Linked DNA regions of Homo sapiens: region 1 is linked to region 2. A link is an interaction called in ENCODE POLR2A ChIA-PET data of the cell type or tissue named here. Cell type or tissue: K562. All regions are shown on one strand. Links, peaks and the distances in the headings refer to the core of each region. The heading gives the core; the rest is flanking DNA. Region 1 overlaps BRD4 (bromodomain containing 4). Region 2 overlaps NOTCH3 (notch receptor 3).

Evidence for each region. Peaks named below come from ENCODE experiments on the same cell type or tissue, not always from the same donor. Only the 100,000 strongest peaks of a DNase experiment are listed, where the experiment ranks them.
Region 1: POLR2A ChIA-PET joins it to region 2 with 5 read pairs; 4 of 35 experiments call an interaction of 5 or more read pairs at or near these places.

Annotation. Positions count from the first base shown.
Region 1 is chr19:15,298,623-15,311,947 of GRCh38, reverse strand. All of the region lies in intron 1 of BRD4 (bromodomain containing 4), which reads left to right. Among named protein-coding and RNA genes, the nearest start is that of BRD4, 27 kb to the left of the region's middle. RefSeq lists enhancers at 11,303-12,010, 12,437-12,964. In K562, for the core only: no CTCF peak of the experiment used is centred there; no DNase peak of the experiment used is centred there.
Region 2 is chr19:15,181,826-15,190,829 of GRCh38, reverse strand. It overlaps NOTCH3 (notch receptor 3), which reads left to right. Exons shown (of 33, transcript NM_000435.3): 7 at 1,402-1,557; 8 at 1,656-1,841; 9 at 2,482-2,595; 10 at 2,836-2,949; 11 at 3,492-3,725; 12 at 3,842-3,952; 13 at 5,151-5,343; 14 at 5,422-5,573; 15 at 5,811-5,924; 16 at 6,380-6,535. Among named protein-coding and RNA genes, the nearest start is that of MIR6795, 7.0 kb to the right of the region's middle. RefSeq lists enhancers at 4,858-5,358, 8,607-9,004. In K562, for the core only: no CTCF peak of the experiment used is centred there; DNase peaks (open chromatin) are centred at 3,039 and 3,409; H3K27me3 peaks cover 2,200 bases.

The sequences.
Region 1 (13,325 bases), core at 5,007-10,006, 120 kb before region 2:
AATAACTTCCTTTTCCTTCTTTCTCCCAGCCTGTGGCAGCCAGTCTTCTACTTTCTGTTTCTATGAGTTTGACTACCATAGTTATTCATATAAGTAGAATCAGACAGTATTTTTTGTTTGTTGAGTATTTTTCGTTTGTTTGTTTGAGATGGAGTTTCATTCTTGTTGCCCAGGCTGGAGTGCAATGGCGCGATGTTGGCTTACTGCAATGTCTGCCTCCCGGGTTCAAGTGATTCTCCTGCCTCAGCCTCTCAAGTAGCTGGGATTACAGGCACCCGCCACCATGCCTGGCTAATTTTTTTTTTTTTAATGTATTTTTAGTAGAGACAGGGTTTCATCATGTTGGCCAGGTTGGTCTTGAACTCCTGATCTCAGGTGATCCACCCACCTCTGCCTCCCAAAGTACTGGGATTACAGGCGTGAGCCACTGCACCTGGCCGATTCAGACAGTATTTAGAATTTTGTTACTGGCTTACTTCACTAAGCATAATAACCTGTTCTCCAGGTCCATCCGTGTTGTAGCATGTCAGAATTCCACTCCTTTGTTGATGGAGTTGGGTTGCTTCCACCTCTTGGCTGTTGTGAATAATACAGCAGTGAACATGAGTGTGCAAATATCCACCTGCCTACTGTTTTTTGTTTTTTTGTTTTTTTTTGAGACAGAGTTTCGCTCTGTTGCCCAGGCTGGAGTGCAGTGGCACGATCTCGACTCACCGCAACCTCCGCCTCCTGTGCTCAAGCAATTCTCGTGCCTCAGCCTCTCAAGTAGCTGGGACTACAGGCCCCTTGCCACCATGCCTGGCTAATTTTTGTATTTTTAATACAGACAGGGTTTCGCCATGTTGGCCATGCTGGTCTCAAACTCCTGGCCTCAAGGGATCCACCTGCCTCGGCCTCCCAAAGTGCTGGGATTACAGGCATGAGCCCCTGCTCCTGGCCATCTTGCTTACTTTTTGAACACATGTTAGAACTAAGAACGTGGGTGCGGAAGCCTGCTGAGGGGCTTTAAATTCCCCATATCCTGCCTCCACACGGAAACTGATTTTGGGGATGGATATTGGGCATCGGTGAAGAGTAGGCACAAAGGTACGGGAGATGGTTCAAACAGTGGTGCAGCCAGGTGTCTTTCAGGACTGCCTAAAGGACTGTTTAAGGCCAGGCACGGTGGCTCATGCCTGTAATCCTAGCACTTTGGGAGGCCGAGGCAGGTGGATCACCTGAGATCAGGAGTTTGAGACCAGCCTGGCCAGTATGGTGAAACCCCGTCTCTAATAAAAACTATAAAAATTGGCCAGGCGCGGTGGCTCACGCCTGTAATCCCAGTACTTTGGGAGGCCGAGGCGGGCGGATCACGAGGTCAGGAGATTGAGACCTCCTGGCTAACACGGTGAAGTCCTGTCTCGACTCAAAATAGAAGAAATTAGCCAGGCGTGGTGGTGGGCACCTGTAGTCCCAGCTACTGAGGAAGCTGAGGCAGGAGAATGGCGTGAACCCGGGAGGCGGAGCTTGCAGTGAGCCTAGATCGCGCCACTGCACTCCAGCCTGGGCCACAGAGTGAGACTCCTTCGGGGGGGGGGGGGGGGGGGGGGAATCCAAAAATCAGCCGGACATGGTGCCATGCTCCTATAGTTCCAGTCACCCAGGAGGCGGAGGTTGCAGTGAGCTGAGATCACGCCATTGCACTTCAGCTTGGTCAACAAAGTGAGACTCTCTTTCAAAAAAAAAAAAAAAAAAGGACTGTTTAAAAATGGATTGGATCTCACCCTTTCATCAGCTCCCAGGGGACTCATCCTATCAGTGGGCTTCTCACTCCTACCCACTTTGTACAATGATTTCCACAGCAAGTAGTTTCTGTCTTGATGTCACCTTGAAAAGGCTCACAGAATTAACATTTCTCTATGCATTGCCTCAGAATGTAACCACAAAAGCTTGGGTTTTGGAATGTTTTAAGTGCGAGGGTGCTTACCAACTCTTGAGCAGACAGAGAACAGGTGAGAGGAGCCCCCGGTGAAGCCAGATTGGCAAGCTCTGCCTCTCTCCGCACTCAGTGTTCTGTGACTTGTGCCTGGATGACTTGATTGCTTTGTCCTTCACTCCGGCACAGTGATTCTTGGGTACAGTACCTCAGTCCTTGGAAGGGCAGCATGGAGCCTCAGAATTGATTGCCACACTACCCGGTTTGCTCCTTGAGAAGGAAACATCTTTGATTCCCCTCCCCTACCCCCAATTTCAGAAAATCTGGTTGTATCCTTAGAAATGACACTATCCGTTCATCAGTTCATGGATATTTTGGTTTCTAGTTTTTGGCTCTTATGAATAATACCTCTGTGAGTGCCCACACACACTTTTTATGTAGAAATGTTTCCCTTTCTCTTGGCATATGCGTAGGGGAGGAATTTCTGGGACATTCATTATTTATGTTTTAACCTTTTGGAGGAACTGCCAGACTGTTTTACAGTGGCTGCCCCATTTTACATTGCTGGACATATGAGGGTTCCAGTTTCTCCACATCTTTGCCGACAATTGTTGTTTGTCTTTTAGATGATAGCAAAGATTCCTTTTAAACCTACCAGAGATTGACAGTTTGTTGGTTTTTTTTTTTTTTTTTTGGAGGTGGAGTCTTGCTCTGTCGCCCAGGCTGGAGTACAGTGGCACAATCTCTGCTCTGCTCACTGCAAGCTCCACCTCCTGGGTTCATGCCATTCTCCTGCCTCAGCCTCCCGAGTAGCTGGGATTACAGGCGCCCACCACCACGCCTGGCTAATTTTTTGTATTTTTAGTAGAGATGGGGTTTCGCCGTGTTAGCCAGGATGGTCTTGATCTGACCTTGTGATCTGCTCGCCTCAGCCTCCCAAAGTGCTGGGATTACAGGTGTGAGCCACCGCACCCGGCCCTAAAGTTTTTATTTTTGTTTGTTTGTTTGTTTGTTTGTTGAGATGGAGTCTTGCTCTGTCTCCCAGGCTGGAGTGCAGTGGTGCAATCTTGGCTCACTGCAACCTTCACCTGCTGGGTTGAAGCAATTCTCCTGCCTCAGGCTCCCAAGTAGCTGGGGCTACAGTCGTGTGCCACCATGCCCGGCTAATTTTTTGTATTTTTAGTAGAGACGGGGTTTCACCATGCTGGGCAGGCTGGTTTCAAACTCCTGACCTCGTGATCCTCCCGCCTCGGCCTCCCAAAGTGCTGGTATTACAAGTTTGAGCCACCGCGCCCAGCCCAGATGTTTAAAGTTTAAGGAGTTTCAGCTTATGTTTTTTGCCCCCTTTTTAAAAATTTATGTCCTCAATTTTTTTCTTACAAATTTTTATTTTTGCCACTTTCTTCATCCAGTGTCACAGCTTATACTATTACTTTTTTTTTTTTTTAGGTAGACTCTCGCTCTGTTGCCCAGGCGGGAGTGCAGTGGCGCAATCTTGGCTCACTGCAACGTCCGCTTCCTGGGTTCAAGCGATTGTTCTGCCTCAGCCTCCTGAGTAGCTGGGACTACAGGTGCACGCCACCACACCCAGCTAATTTTTGTATTTTTAGTAGAGACAGGGTTTCACCACATTGGCCAGTCTGCTCTCGAACTCCTGACATCGTAATTCACCCGCCTGGGCCTCCCAAAGTGCTGGGATTACAGGGGTGAGCCACCGCGCCCAGCCAACCTACCGTTTTAAGAGACGAGGTCTCCACTGTGTTGCCCAGGCTGGAGTACAGTGGTGAGTCACATGCATGACCCCACTGCTGATAGGTATGGGAGTTTTGACTTGCCCCCTTTCTTTTTTTTCTTCACTACGCGACCCACCCCCCCCCCCCCCCCCGGCCCCGCAACTTTTTTTTTTTTTTTTTTTTTGAGACGGAGTCTCACTCACTCTTTTGTGCAGGCTGGAGTGCAGTGGCACAGTCTTGGCTCACTGCAGCCTGTTTCCCGGGTTCAAGCAGTTCTTGTGCCACAGCCTCCTGAGTAGCTGAGATTACAGATGCCCGCCACCATGCCCAGTTAATGTTTGTATTTTAATATAGTTGGGGTTTTGCCTTGTTGGCCAGGCTGGTCTCGAACTCCCGGCCTCAAGCGATCCGCCCGCCAGGGCCTCCCAAAATGCTGGGATTACAAGTGTGAGCCACCACATCTGGCCGACCTGGGCTGGTTCACCCCTTCTTAGGCAATCTGGTAGTACCCACTCCTTGGAGGTCACCACACTGATGCCAAACGTAGTGCGGCCACCTGATTGGCACCATGCAATATAGCCCAGAACTCCTGGGCTCAGGACATCCTCTTCCCTCCTCAGCCTCTCAAGTAGTTGGGACTATAGGTGCTCACTTCCGCGCCCAGGCTTTTTTCCTTTTTGGCATTGTCTTGTCCTGGAAAGGGCATGAGATAGACTCAGTGTTGCATTTTGTGCTTAAAGATCTCTGTACCTCTGATGTGTTTTATATGGGCAATTAGAACTTGCTGAAAATGGAATATACTACCTAAGCAGGTGCACAGATGAGTACCACTGTGACTAGTGGTACTGAAGCTCAAAATGGACATTCACCCACTGGAATTTGGAGACATTGGCAGTGATCTGGAGCAGGTTGCTTAATCTTTGATCCTGTTTCCCTGTCAGTGAGATTGGGTAGCAGAAGCACTCCATCCACCTGTCAGAGTTAGCTCTGCTTGTTACTGATGAGGGTCAAGCACAGCAGAGGGAATTGCTCCTACCCACCCTGCAGCGCTCTTACTTCACTGAAGGTGCTGTAGGTGATTGACGGTGCAGTGTTTTGGTTAGCCTTTCAATTTTGAGTGATTCTGATTTGTGTCACTCAACTTGAGGAGACTTGGCCTGACCAGTTCAGTCACCTCTGCTTCCTGTGTGTGTTCCTTTCCCTACTTCATTTCCTTGCCCATCCTGAATTTTGAGTTTACCGGTTTTGTGTTTGTTGCATGTATAGGTATACCTCGTTTTATTGTGCTTTGCAGATAATTGCGGTTTTTTTATTTACAAATTGAGAATTTGTGGTGACCCTGCATTGAGCAAGTCTTTTATCAGTGCCATTTTTCCAACAGCGTGTGCTCACTTCATCTCTGTGTCACATTTTGGTAATGTGACCAACGTTTCAGACTATTATATCTGTTATGATTCGTGATCAGTGATTTTGGGTGTCATTATCATAGTTTTGGGGAACCACAAACCATGTCCATCTAAGAAGGTGAATTCAGTCTATAAATGTTTGTGTTCTGACTGCTCCAGCTACTGACTATTTCCCATCTCTTTTCCTCTCCTCAGACCTCTCTATTCCTTGAGACACAACTGTCTTAAAATTAGGCCGGTTAATAACCCTATAATAGCCTTTAAAGTGTTCAGATGAAAGGAAGGGTCTCGCGTCTCTCACACCAAGTCAGAAGCTAAAAATGGCCAGGCGTGGGGTTCATGCCTGTAATCCTAGCATTTTTTGGCAGGCGTAGGTGGGAGGATCGCTTGAGGACAAGAGTTTGAGACCAGCCTGGGCAACATAGTGAGGCCTCGTCTTCATAAAAAAAATGGAAAAAGTAGCCAGGCATGGTGGCACACGCCTGTGGTCCCAGCTACTTGGGAGGCTGAGATGGGAGGATTGCTTGAGCCTAGGAGGTTGAGGCTGCAGCGAGCTGTGATCATGCCACTGCACTCCAGCCTGGATGACAGAGCAATACCCTTTAACAACGCTAAAAGGCCAATAACATATTTTGAAAGCCAAAAGCTAGGCTGCTTAAGCCAGAGAGTTAGCCAGATTGTGAATGCAAAGGAGTTCTCGAAGGAAATTAAAAGTGTGACTCCAGTGAATGCCTGAGTGATAAGAAAGTGAAACAACCTTATTGCTGACATGGAGAAAGTTGTAGTGGTCTGGATAGATCAGGTCAGCTGCAATATTCCCTTAAGCCAAAGCCTAATCTAGCAAGGCCGTAGTAACTCTATTCAATTCTTTGGAGGCTGAAAGAGGTGAGAAAGCTGCAGAAGAAAAGTTTGAAGCCAGCAGAGGTTGGTTCATGAGGTTTAAGGAAAGAAGCCATCTCCAAAACATAAAAGTGCAAGGTGAAGCAGCAAGTGCTGATGGAAAAACTGTAGCAAGTTATCCAGATCTAGCTAAGATAATTGATAAAGGTGGCTACAGTAAACATTTTAGTGTAGACAAAATAGTTTATTGGAAGAAAATGCCATCTAGGCTTTTATAGCTGTAGAAAAATCAATACTTGGCTTCAAAGGACAGGCTGCCTCTCATTAGGGGCTACTGTAGCTGATGACTTTAAGTTGAAGCTACTGCTCATTAGCCATTCTGAATATCCAAGGACCTTAAGAATTATGGTAAATCTAAATTATGCTAAATCTACTCTGCCTGTGCTCTGTAAAGGGAAAAACAAAGTCTGGGTGACAGCACATCTGTTTACAGCATCATTTGCAGAATATTTTAAGCCCGCTGTTGAGACCTACTGCTTAGAAAAAATATTTTTCAAAATATTACAACTCATTGGTGATGCACCTTGTCACCCAAGACCTCTGATGGACATGCACAAGGAGGTGAATGTTTTCGTGCCTGCTAAAACATCCATACAGCAGCCCATGGATCAGTTTCACCTTTCAAGTCTTATTATTAAGAAATAACATTTCAGGCTGGGTGCTGTGGCTCATGCCTGTAATCCCAGCACTTGGGTAGCCAAGGCAGGTGGATCACCTGAGGTCAGGAGTTTGAGACCAGCCTGACTAACATGGAGAAACCCTGTCCCTACTAAAAATACAAAATTAGCCAGGCGTGGTGGCTCCTGCCTGGCTACTTGGGAGGCTGAGGTGGGAGAAATCCCAGCTACTCGGGAGGCTGAGGCGGGAGAATCGCTTGAACCCAGGAGGTGGAGGTTGTGGTGTGCTGAGATCGCGCCATTGCACTCCAGCCTGGGCAACAACTCCGTCTCAAAAAAAAAAAAAAAAAAAAGATGGTCTTAATTTTAATGTAGGTGAATTTATGAATCTTTGTTTTACGGTTGGTGGGAAGAACACTATCCTGAAGTGAAATATATTTTATATTTTCTTCTGGAAGTTGTAAGGTTTTGCCCTTCCAATTCATGCCCTTGATCCATCAGGAAATGATTTTTTGGGGGTATAAGGTGAGGAGTCAGGTGTGACCTTAGATGAATTACCGATTTCTTCTCGCATCAGCTTCCTTGGCTGCAAAACTGAGACCCTAATCCCTGCCCTGTGCGAGGTTCTTGTGAGGTCGGAATACAGCATACAGACACATTGAGCCCCATGTCTCAGTAAGCATTCAGTAATTGCTTGTTGGTTTAAGTCCAACCTTCTTCCCTAAGCATGTGGACACTCAGGGAAAGTTGGCGCTTAACTGGGAAAGTTGTTGCTCGTACATTGTCTGCCAGCTTACTACAAGCATCATGGCCAGGCTGGGTTTGGCTGCTCAGCACATCCCCTGGCAGGGCACTGGCGGCCTGGAAAATGTATAGCAGGCAGGTGCTCAGTCAGTCCTAGAGCTGATTTCATGTGATATCTGATGCATTTATTATAGAAATGAAAGCATAAAAATGTGTTTTAACTGTTTCCTACTCCCCCGGCACAGTGACAAGGCTGATTCCAGGCACAGCTTGGTTAGGCCAGCACTTGTAACTATGGTGGGGAGCCTCGAGGCACTGAGTGAGCTCAGCCTCCTTGGGCAGAAAAGCTTGTTTAGTTATTGCCAGCACACACTGTGTGTTCCTGTGGGCAAACAAACAGACGGCTGGAGATCCGGGGGACCTGGTAGTCGTCAGCATTTATGTCACCACCGTATGCCTTCTCTGAATGACTTGCGGAAGAATAGAGTGGGTTGGGATTATGTGGTAAGTGTAAAAAAGTTAGCGATCAGAGGGACTTTGGGTTTACCTCTGGAGAGGACATAATGAAGGTAATCCTTCACTGTGACGGATGAGTGGATATTTCTTTGTACCCTGAGCTCTTTCATCCTACCTTGGTGGTCAAATGTGAGAGCAAGTGCTTTGGGGCTCAGAGGGCATCACTCCAAGCATTCTGCATGGAGTCTGTTGTGGTGAATGTTCTTGCTGGCATCTTGATCAAGGACTTTGTCATCATTAGCCATCAAATGCTTGTTGGTCCTTCTCAACCCTGTAATGTTGATACTTAAAAAACTGGAAACATCCTGACAGAAACAGTCGAGAAGTGGTTGTGTGAGCTCTGGTTATCGCATTACAGTTAAAGTTGGCAGATAGGTTCTGTATTCAGTGCCCCATCAAAAACAGAACACAGACTATATAAGGGGAATATTGTTTGTAAGTAACTCTGTGGGCTAATTGTGCAAATAGGTGCTAGAATGCTGGGCAGCCTTTTTCCTTCTTCGTGGCTTTGTTGCATTTTATTGTATTGTTGTATTGCATTTTATTGTAATGACAGTTACTCCTTTTGATAAGATGATCTCAGTAGATAGGCTGAATTGTCCTGTTTAAGGCTACTTTTCTCCTCTGAATCTAAAGGTGTTCGCTGTCAGAGCTAGTACGGAGTTTTGAATTTGGCACTGTGTTGCCTAACCGTCTTCTCCCCCCGCCCCATCCCCGCATAGGCAAATAGTTTTACTAGTTTGACATTTAATCAAAATTTAAACATGGGGCCAAGGAAGGTCCTCCAGGAAGCATTAGTATGAAAAATATTGTAAACAGTAGCTTTGTTCTAGCCACACAATTTGGATTTCTCAAGATTAACTGTCTGTACATAAACACTCTTGAATAGCTATGTATTAACTTTCCCCTACTTTGAGCTGGAAATAGCTTCTCTTCTCCAGTTGATGTGAATGCAGGGGTAGTGTACCCTACATGGACTGTGTATTACTCCTTTAAGATTGTTGGTCTTGCTGCTTTGTTCTCTCAGTGTAAAGCACAAGTCACAGAACCATGGTTTACCTTAACTAGAGCCCTCCTTTCAGAAAAGCACTTTTTTTTTTTTTTTTTTTGCGACGGAGTCTCGCTCTGTGGCCCAGGCTGGAGTGCAGTGGCGCGATCTCGGCTCACTGCAAGCTCCGCCTCCCGGGTTCACGCCATTCTCCTGCCTCGGCCTCTCAAGTAGCTGGGACTACAGGTGACCGCCACCACGCCTGGCTAATTTTTTTTGTATTTTTTAGTAGAGACGGGGTTTCACTGTTTTAGCCAGGATGGTCTCGATCTCCTAACCTCGTGATGCGCCCGCCTCGGCCTCCCAAAGTGCTGAGATTACAGGCGTGAACCACTGCGCCCGGCCCAGAAAAGCACTTTTTAATTTTTTAATCCTTTTTTTTTTTTTTTTTTTTTTTTTTGAGTCGGAGTCTTGCTCAGTTGTCCAGGCTGGAGTGCAGTGGCACGATCTCAGCTCACTGCAACTTCCGCCTCCTGGGCTCAAGCAATTCTCCTGCCTCAGCCTCCTGAGTTGCTGGAATTACAGGCATGTGCCACGATGCCTGGCTAATTTTTGCATTTTTAGTAGAGACAGGGTTTTGCCATGTTGGCCAGGCTGGCCTTGATCTGTTGACCTCGTGAGCCACCGTGCGTGGCCGAACTGCTCTGTTTTACAGACAGGAAACACAAGGCTGAGAACATCTGTTACTCAGAGTCCCCCAGGTTAGCATGGAAGCTCGTGGTTCAGACCAGGCTGTCCTTGCCTGCTGCACTTGCAGGTCTGTCTGCCTTCCCTGCAAAGCAGCATCTCCCAGTCCTGGGGGGTCTCTGTACCAGGTCTAAAGGGGGTCAGGGTGGTGTACTGCATGTGGTTTGTTTATTCTCTTAAGTTTATATGCAATAAAATTCCCCTTTTTTTTTTTTGAGATGAAGTCCCACTCTGTCTCCCAGACTGGAGGGCAGTGGCGTAATCTTGGCTCACTGCAACCTCTGCCTGCTGGGTTCAAGCAATTCTGGAGTCTCAACCTCTCAAGTAGCTGGAATTACAGGCCTGCGCCACCATGTCCAGCTGATTTTTGTATTTTTAGTGCAGATGGAGTTTTACCATGTTGGCCAGGCTGGTCTCAAACTCCTGACCTCAAATGATACTCCTGCCTCATCCTCCTAATGTGCTGGGACCATAGGCGTGAGACTCAGCAACTTTTTTTTTTTTTTTTTTTTTTTTCTTTGAGACGGAGTCTCGCTCTGTCGCCCAGGCTGGAGTGCAGTGGCACAGTCTTCGGCTTACTGCAACCTCTGCCTCCCAGGTTCACACCATTCTCCTGCCTCAGCCTCCTGAGTAGCTGGGACTACAGGCGCCCACCACCATGCCTGGCCAATTTTTTGTATTTTTAGTAGAGATGAGGTTTCACTGTGTTAGCCAGGATGGTCTCGATCTCCTGACCTCGTGATCTGTCCACCTCGGCTTCCCAAAGTGCTGGGATTACAGGCGTGAGTCACTGCACCCAGCCTTTTTTTTTTTTGTTTTGAGACGTAGTCTTGCTCTGTCGCCCAGGCTGGAGTGCAGTGTGGTGCGATCTCGGCTCACTGCAACCTCTGCCTCTCGGGTTCAAGTGATTCTCCTGCTTCAGCCTCCTGAGTACCTGGGATTACAGGTGCGCACCACCATGCCCGACTAATTTTTGTATTTTTAGTAGAGGCGGGGTTTCACCATGTTGGTCAGGCTGGTCTTGAACTCCTGACGTCGTGATTTGCCCGCCTTGGCCTCCCAAAGTGCTGGGATTACAGGCGTGAGCCACCGTGTCCGGCTCCTCAGCAACGATTGATCTGTTTTCTGTGTCTATGATTTTGCTTTTTCTAGAATGTCATATTAAATGGAAAATGGCATCATACAATGCAGGGGAGGTAGAGGTTGAGTCAGGCTTCTTTTCGTTAACATAGTTTATTAGAGTCATCTGACTACTTAGTGGGAGTGTTTCAGTTGTTTCTTTTCATTGCTGAGTAGTGTTTCATCATATGGATAGACCCCAGCTTTTTCTGCATTTCTCAGTTGAAGGACACGTGGATGGTTTCTAGTTTTTGGTGATTCTTAATGAAGCTGCTAAAGCTATTCACATGCAGTTCTTTGTGTGAACATGTTTTTCTTTCTTTTGGTTAAAGACCTGCAAGTGAGATGGCTGGGTCATTGGAATAAATACATGTTTAGCTTTACAGGAAACTCTCAGATGTTTCTGGAGGGTTGCATCATTTTTCGCCCTCATCAGCAGTGGATGAGAGTTTTAGTCGTTGCTCATCTTCACTAGCACTTGGTATTGTCAGGGTTTTAGGGGTGGGAAGCAGTGGATTCACATAGTCTTGCAGTGGTATCAGTGTGGCTGTGATTTGTATTTCTTCATGACTAGTGACGGGGAGCATCTTCCCAGGTGCATTTTCTTTCTTTTTTTTTTTGGTATATATTTATCTTTTTATTTTGTCTTACGGGTGATTGCCCTACCCCACACATGGTTTTGTTTGATTTTTTGTTTTTGTTTTTGTTAAGATGGAGTCTCCCACTATCACCCAGGCTGGAGTGCAGTGGCACGATCTCTGCTCACTGCAACCTCTGCTTCCCAGATTAAAGTGATTCTTCCACCTCAGCCTCCCAAGTAGCTGGGATTACAGGCACCCACCGCCACACCTGGCTTTTTGTATTTTTTTTTTTAGTGGAGACAGGGTTTCACCATGTTGGCCAGGCTGGTCTTGAACTCCTGACCTCAAGTGATTGGCCTGCTAAAGTGCTGGGATTACAGGGGTGAGCCACCACACCCAGCCGACACATAGGTTTTTATTTGTTTTTATTTATTTATCGGATCAGGGTCTTGCTCTGTCGCCCAGGCAGCAGTTGCAGTGGCTGTGACGTCTCACTGCAGCCTCTGCCTCCCGGGTTCAAGCGGTCCTCCCTCCTCAGCCACCAGAGTAGCTGGAACTACAGGCACACACCACCACACTCAGCTAATTTTAAAATTTTTTAGTAGAGGTGGAGTTTCACTATGTTGTCCAGTTGGTCTCCAGCTCCTGGGCTCAAGTGATCCTCTCACCTCAGCCTCCCAAAGTGCTGGGATTGCAGGCATGAATCACTGTGCCTGGCCAGGTGCAAACTCCAAGGGATTCTCTTTGTAGATGGAGAGGCAGCTCTTCATACGCTCTCTGTAGAACAGCAGTTCTGTGGAGCAGCAATTAAGTCGTGTTTTCCTCGTGAACCTTAACAGGCCTGGGTGGGTGAAGTGCAGAAGTGGGTGGCCACTTGCCGTAAGGACACATAGCACTGGAATGTTGAGCCCCACTCTCCTGAGTGAAGCCAGCTGGTTAATGCAGACTTGCCTTAGGGAAAAGGAAACAGAACGTCATACCAAGGAATCCACTCATGCTGGGCCACTGAAGGAACCATGGAAACATGTCCCTGTAAATGTGTCCCTGTTCTGTGTGTGTCTCTACATGTGTCCATATTGAGAGTTATGCTTGAAGCTGGGGATCACAAAATCGAAAATTGTGTCGACCAGCTTCTTAGCTGGGCTTGGCCATGGCGGGGATGTCCCAGGCCTTACCTGTCTTCTTCATTCACCCCCTACCCACCACCACCACCAAGGGACTCTTGAGTTGATTACTTTGCTGTGGGCATAGCATAGCAATCTGTGTGCGGAATGTGTGGAAGTGTGTCAGGCTTTGATGGGTAAAAGACTTTGATGGGTATATGAGCACATATATCATGAGAAAGGAATTGTGTGAGTTTCTGTGAAAGTTACAGAACTCTCCAGCAACCATTAGTCTTGGGGAATTCTTTTTAAAATGGCAGGGGTCATTCTGTTCATTCTCTATGTGATGGTCACTTCTCATAGAGTGATGGGGCCTTCTCCCTTAAGACAGACACGTGGATCAGGAATAGACAGGACTGACAAGAGCCCCTCTTCTTTCCCAGATGGAAGACACTGCCTATTTCTACAAAATGGGGGATACCTAGCCACCCCGGTGGGCAGCCATGATAGCTGAGCATGTTTGCTCCCCATGTGCCCACTTACTGCAAGTGTTTGTGGTGCCACCATGACTGGGGAAGGGCTCTGTGCCGGCAGAAGAGGGTTGTTGCTACACCTGGGGTGTGACCTGTAAAGGTGACACGATGTGCCAGCAGTTACCCAAATGCCAGAATCCTAGGAAATTATCCTGGGCTGCTTGGGGATGTCTTAGTGTGAGACCTGTTTTCTTTCTTTGGGTCTTAGGCGGAGTCGGATTGATATTTGAATGATTGGGCATTCTTTCTGTTAAGCTGATTTTCTGGTTGTGGGAAGTAGATTGTTATAATTTTGGCTTAGTTCAAAGTGTTAGGGAAGCTGTATAGAATTTCTTTCATCTCTTTTTCAGGGTGGGGTGAGGAGAGAAGGGATGTGACCACAAGCTTTTTTTTTTTTTTTTTTTTTTTTTTTTTTTTTTTTTT
Region 2 (9,004 bases), core at 299-5,298:
AGATTGCTTGAGCTCAGCAGTTTGAGACCAGCCTGGGCAACATGGCAAAACCCTATCTCTACCAAAAATACAAAAAATTAGCTGGGCATGGTAGCGCATGCCTGTAGTCCCAGCTACTCTGGATGCTAAGGTTGAAGGATGGCTTGAGCCCAGAAGGTGGAGGTTGCAGTGAGCTGAGACTGAGCCACTGCGTTCCAGCCTGGGAGACAGTGTAAGACCGTGTATAACAAAAAAGAGAGAGAAAAAAAGATGATGCTGGAGGCAGCTTTAGTGGGGAAGTGTAAGCCTGGGAGAGGCTTGGGAGGAGGCTGACATTGCACTGATGCATGGCTCAGGGCAGAAGCCATTGGAATGGGGAACTCCTGGGAGTTACCTTTGGAAGTGGCAAAGATCAGAGAACATGTTTAGGAGGGGAACGTGGATATAGAAAGAGGGCATACATGGCAGAGGGTATTACAGAAGCAAAGGCTGGAGTGTAGGACCCTTTTGTAATCAGAAGAGTCAAAAGGTTTTAAAACAATATGTGGATGTTTGCAATTTATTTTATTTTATTTTTGAGACAGAGTCTCACTTTGTCACCCAGGCTGGAGTACAGTGGCATGATCTCAGCTCACTGCAGCCTCGACTTCCTGGGCTCAAGTGATCCTCCCACCTCAGTCCCCCAAGTAGCTGGGATTACAGGCGTGCGCCACCATGCCCGGCTAAGCTTTGTATTTTTTGTAGAGACGGGTCTCACTATATTGCCCAGGCTGGTCTTGAACTCTTGAACTCAAGCGATGCACTCACCTTGGCCTCCCAAAGTGCTAGGATTATAGACGTGAGCCACTGTGCCCGGTCTGCAATTTATTTTTAAATGGTTTAGAAAAGAAGATTGGTAGATTAAGCTAACAATAGTTGAATCTAGGTGGTGGGTATATGAATGGTCAACTTTTCTGTATGTTTGATAGTTCTCATAATAAATGGATTAAAAAAGCAGCTACTAAATACTGTTTAGGTTTAATAAAAACAACAGGCCGGGCGCGGTGGCTCACGCCTGTAATCCCAGCACTTTGGGAGGCTGAGGCAGGCAGATCACCTGAGGTCAGGAGTTTGAGACCAACCTGGCTAACTTGGTGAAACCCCGTTTCTACTAAAAATACAAAAAATTAGCCGGGCGTGGTGGCACATGCCTGTAATCCCAGCTACTCGGGAGGCTGAGCAGGAGAATCGCTTGAACCTGGGAGGTGGAGGTTACAGTGAGCCAAGATCGCGCTATTGTACTCCAGCTTGGGCAACAAGAGCGAAACTTCGTCTCAAAAAACAAAACAAAACAACAACAACGACAAAACAATACTCAAGGGGTGTGGGCCTTTTGGGCAGAGCAGGAAGATCTGCCTATGACTTCTGCTTACCACTTCCCAGGCCTCCTGTGTCACCTGGATGACGCCTGTGTCAGCAACCCCTGCCACGAGGATGCTATCTGTGACACAAATCCGGTGAACGGCCGGGCCATTTGCACCTGTCCTCCCGGCTTCACGGGTGGGGCATGTGACCAGGATGTGGACGAGTGCTCTATCGGTGAGGGGAGCTCCATCGTCTGTGAATGGGCTGGGAAAGAGGGGAGAGGAGGGGGTCCCGGCCAGCCACGCCCACACCGATCGCACTCCATCCGGCAGGCGCCAACCCCTGCGAGCACTTGGGCAGGTGCGTGAACACGCAGGGCTCCTTCCTGTGCCAGTGCGGTCGTGGCTACACTGGACCTCGCTGTGAGACCGATGTCAACGAGTGTCTGTCGGGGCCCTGCCGAAACCAGGCCACGTGCCTCGACCGCATAGGCCAGTTCACCTGTATCTGTATGGCAGGTGGGTGGTGGGCGTGGCCTGGGCGGGTCCTGAGGCAGGGGGCGGGGACAGAGAAGCCCGCGGATGGGGAGCTGAGCAGAATGGGGTGTAAGTGGGTTTGGAGTGGGACCCTTAGAGACTGAAGCCTGGAAGGAGGTGGGGTCAGGACCAGAAGGGAATACTGTGTGATTCTGGGGGCTTGGTCAAATGGAGTCAGTAGAACCTCAGGTGGGCTGGGAGTATTCTTGGCCTTAGGACCCACTCGGGAAGGGGTTGGGGATAGAGAGGCAGAGTCGGGGCTGCTGTGAGGTCAAGGTGAAGCCTGCAGACAAGCTTGCAGTAAGCCTGGGCAAAGGCTATGGGGGGCCCTGGGGCTGGGGGCTGGGGACTGGGGAAAGGGCTTAGTCTGAGGACTGGGGAGAGGAGGAGGGGTTTGAAGGCAAGGCCTCTGCGGACACCCATGAGCCTTGGGCCAGTTGGGACCACGGCTGGGTGACAGTCCAGCCTGTGGCTGAAAATTAAGGTTGGGCTGGGAGTGTAGAGGTGGGGACGAAGGCTCGGGGGATTTGTCGATGAGTAGGAAGGGAAGTACCTCCTTCCTTGCACCCCGTTCACACCATAGGGTAGCCCCCGCTTTCCTAAGCCCTATTCCCTGCCCCAGGCTTCACAGGAACCTATTGCGAGGTGGACATTGACGAGTGTCAGAGTAGCCCCTGTGTCAACGGTGGGGTCTGCAAGGACCGAGTCAATGGCTTCAGCTGCACCTGCCCCTCGGGTGAGGACCTCAGGAGAGGGAGCCCGAAAAGACATGTCTGGGAAGGGGCAAAAACTCCAGGGTGGGAACCTGTAAAACCACGTTAGCGGATAACTTACAATAGAAACCATATGTTATGAAACATTGAAGTTAATTTAAATCCAAGTAAATGGGTTTTTCCACCCAAACAAGGCGGGGCTGGAGAGGGGTGTACTGCTCTCACCCTTTCTGGGCCTCTGCTCATCCCACTCCCCACCCCAGGCTTCAGCGGCTCCACGTGTCAGCTGGACGTGGACGAATGCGCCAGCACGCCCTGCAGGAATGGCGCCAAATGCGTGGACCAGCCCGATGGCTACGAGTGCCGCTGTGCCGAGGGTGAGGCGGGCCAATGACAGTCCGACAAGAATCAGGAGGCGGGGCTTGTGGGCGACAGGGCCAATAACAGACTTGGGGAGAGCTTGGGGGCGGGGTTGTAGCAAGGCAGGACCCAGTGACAGAGTTGGGGGGTGGAGCCAATAATGCATATAGACTGACATAAGGCTACGTGTGGAGCCAAAGTGTTGGGCTGGGCACAGGGTGCCTGTAACTGAATGGGGAGGGCCCAATACCTTCCCCTGGCACCTGCCATGTGCTCCCATCTCCAGTGGAGGGTGGGGCAGAAACAGGGCTGGAGGTGGGGCCACAGCTGGGGGCGGGATTTAACTGTGGGAGAGTCTTGGCTAGGGACAAATTCTGGAGCTTGTAGTGGGGTGGAGTGGAAGTAAGTGGGGGGTGGGGGGTGGGGCCTGTATTGAGCTCGCCTCCTGACAGCTTGATGGGCAGGGCCTCAGATAGAGCTGAACCAGGATTGGTCCGAGGCCTCACTTGTGGGCAGGCCCCTGGCAAGTGGGCGGAGCCTGACCCTCTTGGCCCCACAGGCTTTGAGGGCACGCTGTGTGATCGCAACGTGGACGACTGCTCCCCTGACCCATGCCACCATGGTCGCTGCGTGGATGGCATCGCCAGCTTCTCATGTGCCTGTGCTCCTGGCTACACGGGCACACGCTGCGAGAGCCAGGTGGACGAATGCCGCAGCCAGCCCTGCCGCCATGGCGGCAAATGCCTAGACCTGGTGGACAAGTACCTCTGCCGCTGCCCTTCTGGGACCACAGGTGGGACCGGGGGCTGGGGCAGAAACAGCACACCTGGAGGGGCACAGAGGGTTTGGGAATGGTGCATCTAGTGGGGCACAGTGGTGGCCACTCCATGCCATGTTCCTGGCCCCTAGGTGTGAACTGCGAAGTGAACATTGACGACTGTGCCAGCAACCCCTGCACCTTTGGAGTCTGCCGTGATGGCATCAACCGCTACGACTGTGTCTGCCAACCTGGCTTCACAGGTGGGCAAGTGGCTGCCATGAGAGGGGGTCCTTAGATCGAGGGTGAAGTCACTCGTCTCTGTGGGCCTGTTTTGCCCGTATCTTTGCAGACTCTTGTCCAACGAGGTTGTCCGTGCTTTGCCCTGAGTCTGTGCTGTCTCATTGGCATAAGGTTGTTTCGAGATTATTCTGCAGGCTGGGCGCGGTGGCTCACGCCTGTAATCCCAGCGCTCTGGGAGGCCAAGGCAAGTGGATCACTTGAGGTCAGGAGTTCGAGACCAGCGTGGCCAACGTTGCGAAGCCCCATCTCTACTAAAAATACAAAAATTAGTCGGGTGTGGTGGTGGGCGCCTGTAGTCCTAGCTACTCGGGAGGCTGAGGCAGGAGAATTGCTTGACCTCAGGAGGCGGAGGCGGCAGTGAGCCAAGATTGTGCCACTGTACTCCAGTCTGGGCGACAGAGTGAGACTTCATTTCAAACACACACACACACACACACACACACACACACACACACACATACAAAAACAAACAAAAAGATTATTCTGGAACATAGATGAAAGTGTCCAAACTCAGTGACTAGGTTATTTCTGAATGGGTCTAAACTAATCCTTAGTGGAAATGAATGTGACTTTGCTAGGTGTGTTGGCTCATGTCTGTAATCCCCCAGCACTTTGGGAGGCTGAGACATGAGGATCACTTGAGCCCAGGAGTTCGAGACTAGCCTGGGCAACATAATGAAACCCTGTCTCTACAAAAAATAAACACACTCCCAAAGCCAGATTAGTCAATACGTAGATAAACACGCACACACATGCACACACAATTAGCCAGACGTGGTGGTGCGCAACTGTAGTCCCAGCCACTCGGGAGGCTGAGGTGGGAGAATCGCTTGAGCCCAGGAAGTGGAGGCTGTGGTGAGCTATGATCATGCCACTGCAGTCCAGCCCGGGCGACAGAGTGAGACCCCATCTCAAAAAATAAGAAGAAGAAGAAAAGAAAAAGAAAGGGACTTCATGGAAGTTTGGGGACCAGAATGATCTGGGGCAAGTCAGCTCTTGGTTGAGGAGGCGGGTGTCCTAATCTGCACAAGAGCTGATGCGTTATGAAAAAGAGGTCATTGCTCGGGGGTGTGGGTGTGCTAAGTGGGGTCACGTCGTCCCTCCCTGGTTGTCCCTGCTGACTTTGTTCTGAGATGAGATTGCTTGTGTACTCCCCAGGGCCCCTTTGTAACGTGGAGATCAATGAGTGTGCTTCCAGCCCATGCGGCGAGGGAGGTTCCTGTGTGGATGGGGAAAATGGCTTCCGCTGCCTCTGCCCGCCTGGCTCCTTGCCCCCACTCTGCCTCCCCCCGAGCCATCCCTGTGCCCATGAGCCCTGCAGTCACGGCATCTGCTATGATGCACCTGGCGGGTGAGGGCCCTTCTCAGCCTCAGACACTGCCCCCTCTCCCTGGCCCACCTCCCTGGCCTGACTACCTTCCCCTGCCAGGTTCCGCTGTGTGTGTGAGCCTGGCTGGAGTGGCCCCCGCTGCAGCCAGAGCCTGGCCCGAGACGCCTGTGAGTCCCAGCCGTGCAGGGCCGGTGGGACATGCAGCAGCGATGGAATGGGTTTCCACTGCACCTGCCCGCCTGGTGTCCAGGGTGTGTACCTCACCTTCCCTCTGCAGCCCCACCAACACCATGGGCCTTCTCATCTCTCTTCTCCTCTACTCTCTCCTCCCGCTATGTTAGCTTCTTTTTTGCTTTCAATCATTTCCCTCCAGGAGCTTGGGAGGTGGGTATCAAGGTGGGGACCCTGGGGTTGGGGGAGGTGGGGGGAGATGGGATCAGGGAGTCCCTCAAGGCTATCTCTGCTTCCCTCTCTTCCACCCCCAACAGGACGTCAGTGTGAACTCCTCTCCCCCTGCACCCCGAACCCCTGTGAGCATGGGGGCCGCTGCGAGTCTGCCCCTGGCCAGCTGCCTGTCTGCTCCTGCCCCCAGGGCTGGCAAGGTATGCCACCTGCTTCTCTTCCCTCCTCCTCTCCATCTCCTCTGCCCCCTACCCTATCAGGGATGATGCTGGGGATCCAGAGAGGGACCCATCCCCAGCCCTGCCTTTGAGAGGGGCTTCCTTCTTGGAAGGACAGAGCTGGACACTGATATGCAGCCTGTGTGGGTCAGCCCTTGGAAGAGGAAGAGTTATGGGGCTAGAGATGCTGGGACTTAGGGCGGGGTTTAGGGTACAGCTTCCTGGAGGAGCAGACCTCATAGTAGGTATTTGCCACCTACTGAGACAGGGAGACGGCCATTCTGAAACTGCATATGCAAAATGCCCAGACACGAATGACAGCACGGCTTATTTTGCCTTCACCCATCTCGGCCTGCAGGTTCTTCCTGAGCCCCAGGTCCCTGAGACCCTGCTCTGTACCCTGTAACCCTAGGTGTAACCTTGCTCCCTACCCCCAGGCCCACGATGCCAGCAGGATGTGGACGAGTGTGCTGGCCCCGCACCCTGTGGCCCTCATGGTATCTGCACCAACCTGGCAGGGAGTTTCAGCTGCACCTGCCATGGAGGGTACACTGGCCCTTCCTGCGATCAGGACATCAATGACTGTGACCCCAGTGAGTGCAGGGGAGCTCTTGGGGGTGCTGCTCTGGGGAACACAGTCATTAAGCTTGAACTGTGTGCCTGGCACTGTGCTGTCATTTCATCTTCACAGTTATCTTACTTTTCCCGTTTTATTTATATGGAAACTGAGGCCCGAGGAGGTTGAGTGACTTCTTGTGCAAGCCCATGGAACGAGTTAGGGAATGAGCTGGGCTTAGAACCTTGGAGTCTGTGTGCTGCCTCTTTTTTTTTTTTTTTTTTTTTTTTTTTTGAGACAGAGTCTTAGCTCTGTCGCTGGAGTGCAGTGTTGCAATCATCGCTCACTGCAACCTCTGCCTTCTGGGCTCAAGCACCTCAGCCTCCCCAGTGGCTGCGACTATAGGCGCACACCACAGCGCCCAGCTAATATTTTGTGTTTTTTGTAGAGACGGAGTTTCGCCATGTTGCCCACGGTGGTCTCCAATTCCTGGGCTCAAGCAATCTACCTGTCTCCACCTCCCAAAGTGCTGGGATTACAGGCGTGAGCAACCACACCCGACCTAAGTGCACTGTCTTTGAGAGCAATCGAGTTAATATCATGTGCAAAGTATGAGATAAAAGGCCCCCCAGAGGCCGGGCGAGGTGGCTCACACCTGTAATCTCAGCACTTTGGGAGGCCAAGGTGGGCGGATCACCTGAGGTCAGGAGTTTGAGACCAGCCTGGCCAACATGGAGAAACCCCATCTCTACTAAAAATACAAAATTAGCAGGGCATGGTGGCGCATGCCTGTAATCCCAGCTACTTGGGAGGCTGAGGCAGGAGAATCACTTGAACCTTGGAGGTGGAGATTACGGTGAGCTGAGATTGTGTCATTGTACTGCAGCCTGGGCAACAAGGCATAACTCCGTCTCAAAAACGAACAAACAAACAAACAAACAAACAAAAAGGGGTGCTGCCAAACAGATAAATAACACAAGCCACATATGCAATTTTAAATTTTCTAGTAGCCACATTAAAAAATAAACAGAAATGGGAGATATTAAATTTAATATTTTATATTTATTTATTTATTATGTATTCAGAGTGAGGCTCTGTCGCCCAGGCTGGAGTGCAGTGGTGCGATCTTGGCTCAGTGCAGTCTCGAACTCCTGGGCTGAGGCATTCCTCCTGTCTTAACCTCCTGAGTAGCTAGGATTACAGGCACTCACTACATGCCTAGCTAATATTTTTATTTTAATTCTGTAGAGATGGGGTCTCACTGCGTTGTCTAGGCTGGTCTCAAACTCCTGGCCTCAAGCCATCCTCCTGCCTTGGACTCTCAGACTGCTGCCACTGTGCCTGACCAAATTTAATATATTTAAATTTAATTTATTGAATGTATATAATCGGCTGGGCGCAGTGGCTCACACCGGTAATCCCAGCACTTTGGGAGGCTGAGGCAGGTGGATCACCTGAGGTCAGAAGTTTGAGACCAGCCTGACCAACATGGAGAAGCCCCGTCTCTACTAAAAACACAAAATTAGCTGGGCGTGGTGGCACATGCCTGTAATCTCAGCTACTCAGGAGGCTGAGGTAGGAGAATCACTTGAACCCGGGAGGCGGAGGTTGTGGTGAGCTGAGATCGTGCCATTGCACTCCAGCCTGGGCAACAAGAGCGAAACCCCATCTCAAAAAAAATAAAAATAAAAATAAAAGTAAATAAATAAATAAATAAATAAATGTATATAATCTATTTAACCCAATATATTAACATATCATTTCAACATGTAACCAGTATAAAATTGTTAATGAGATATTTTACATTGTTTCCTTTTTTTTTTTTGAGACAAGTTCTCACTCTGTCGCCCAGACTGGAGTGCAGTGGTGCGATCATGACTCACTGCAGCCTTGACCTCCCAGGCTCAAGTGATCCTCCCGTCTCAGCCTCCCCACTAGCTGGGACTACAGGTGTGCACCATCATGCCCAGCTAATTTTTGTATTTTTTATAGAAATGGGGTCTTGCCATGTTGCCCAGGTTGGTCTCGAACTCCTGAGCTCAAGTGATCTGCCCACCTCGGCCTCCCAAAGTGCTGGGATTACAAGTGTGTGCCACCACGCCCAGCCTATTTTTTTTTTCATACCAAGTCTTCAAAATCTGAAACCCAGTATGTATTTTACATTTATAGCACATCTCCATTTAGTCACAATTTCAAGGACTCAGTAGCCACATGTGGCTAATGGCCACTGTCCTTGTCCTGTTCCAAGCACAGGAATTAGATCAGGCACAATTAGCAGCGTTTGCTTGGCAGCTTAAAGGGACCTTTTGGTTTTCCCAACATCCTGCCCTTGCCACATAGGTGAGGTTTCCAGATAAAGGAGGGGACGAGGCCACAGAAGGGGATGGATTTAGATTCCTCTGACCAAATGCACCCCATCCCAGTTGAACCTGGTTTCCTCCTGAATTCTTCTCAATCCAAGGCATATCCCAGTCAGACTGGGCTAATGGGGGCAAGGTAGGTGACC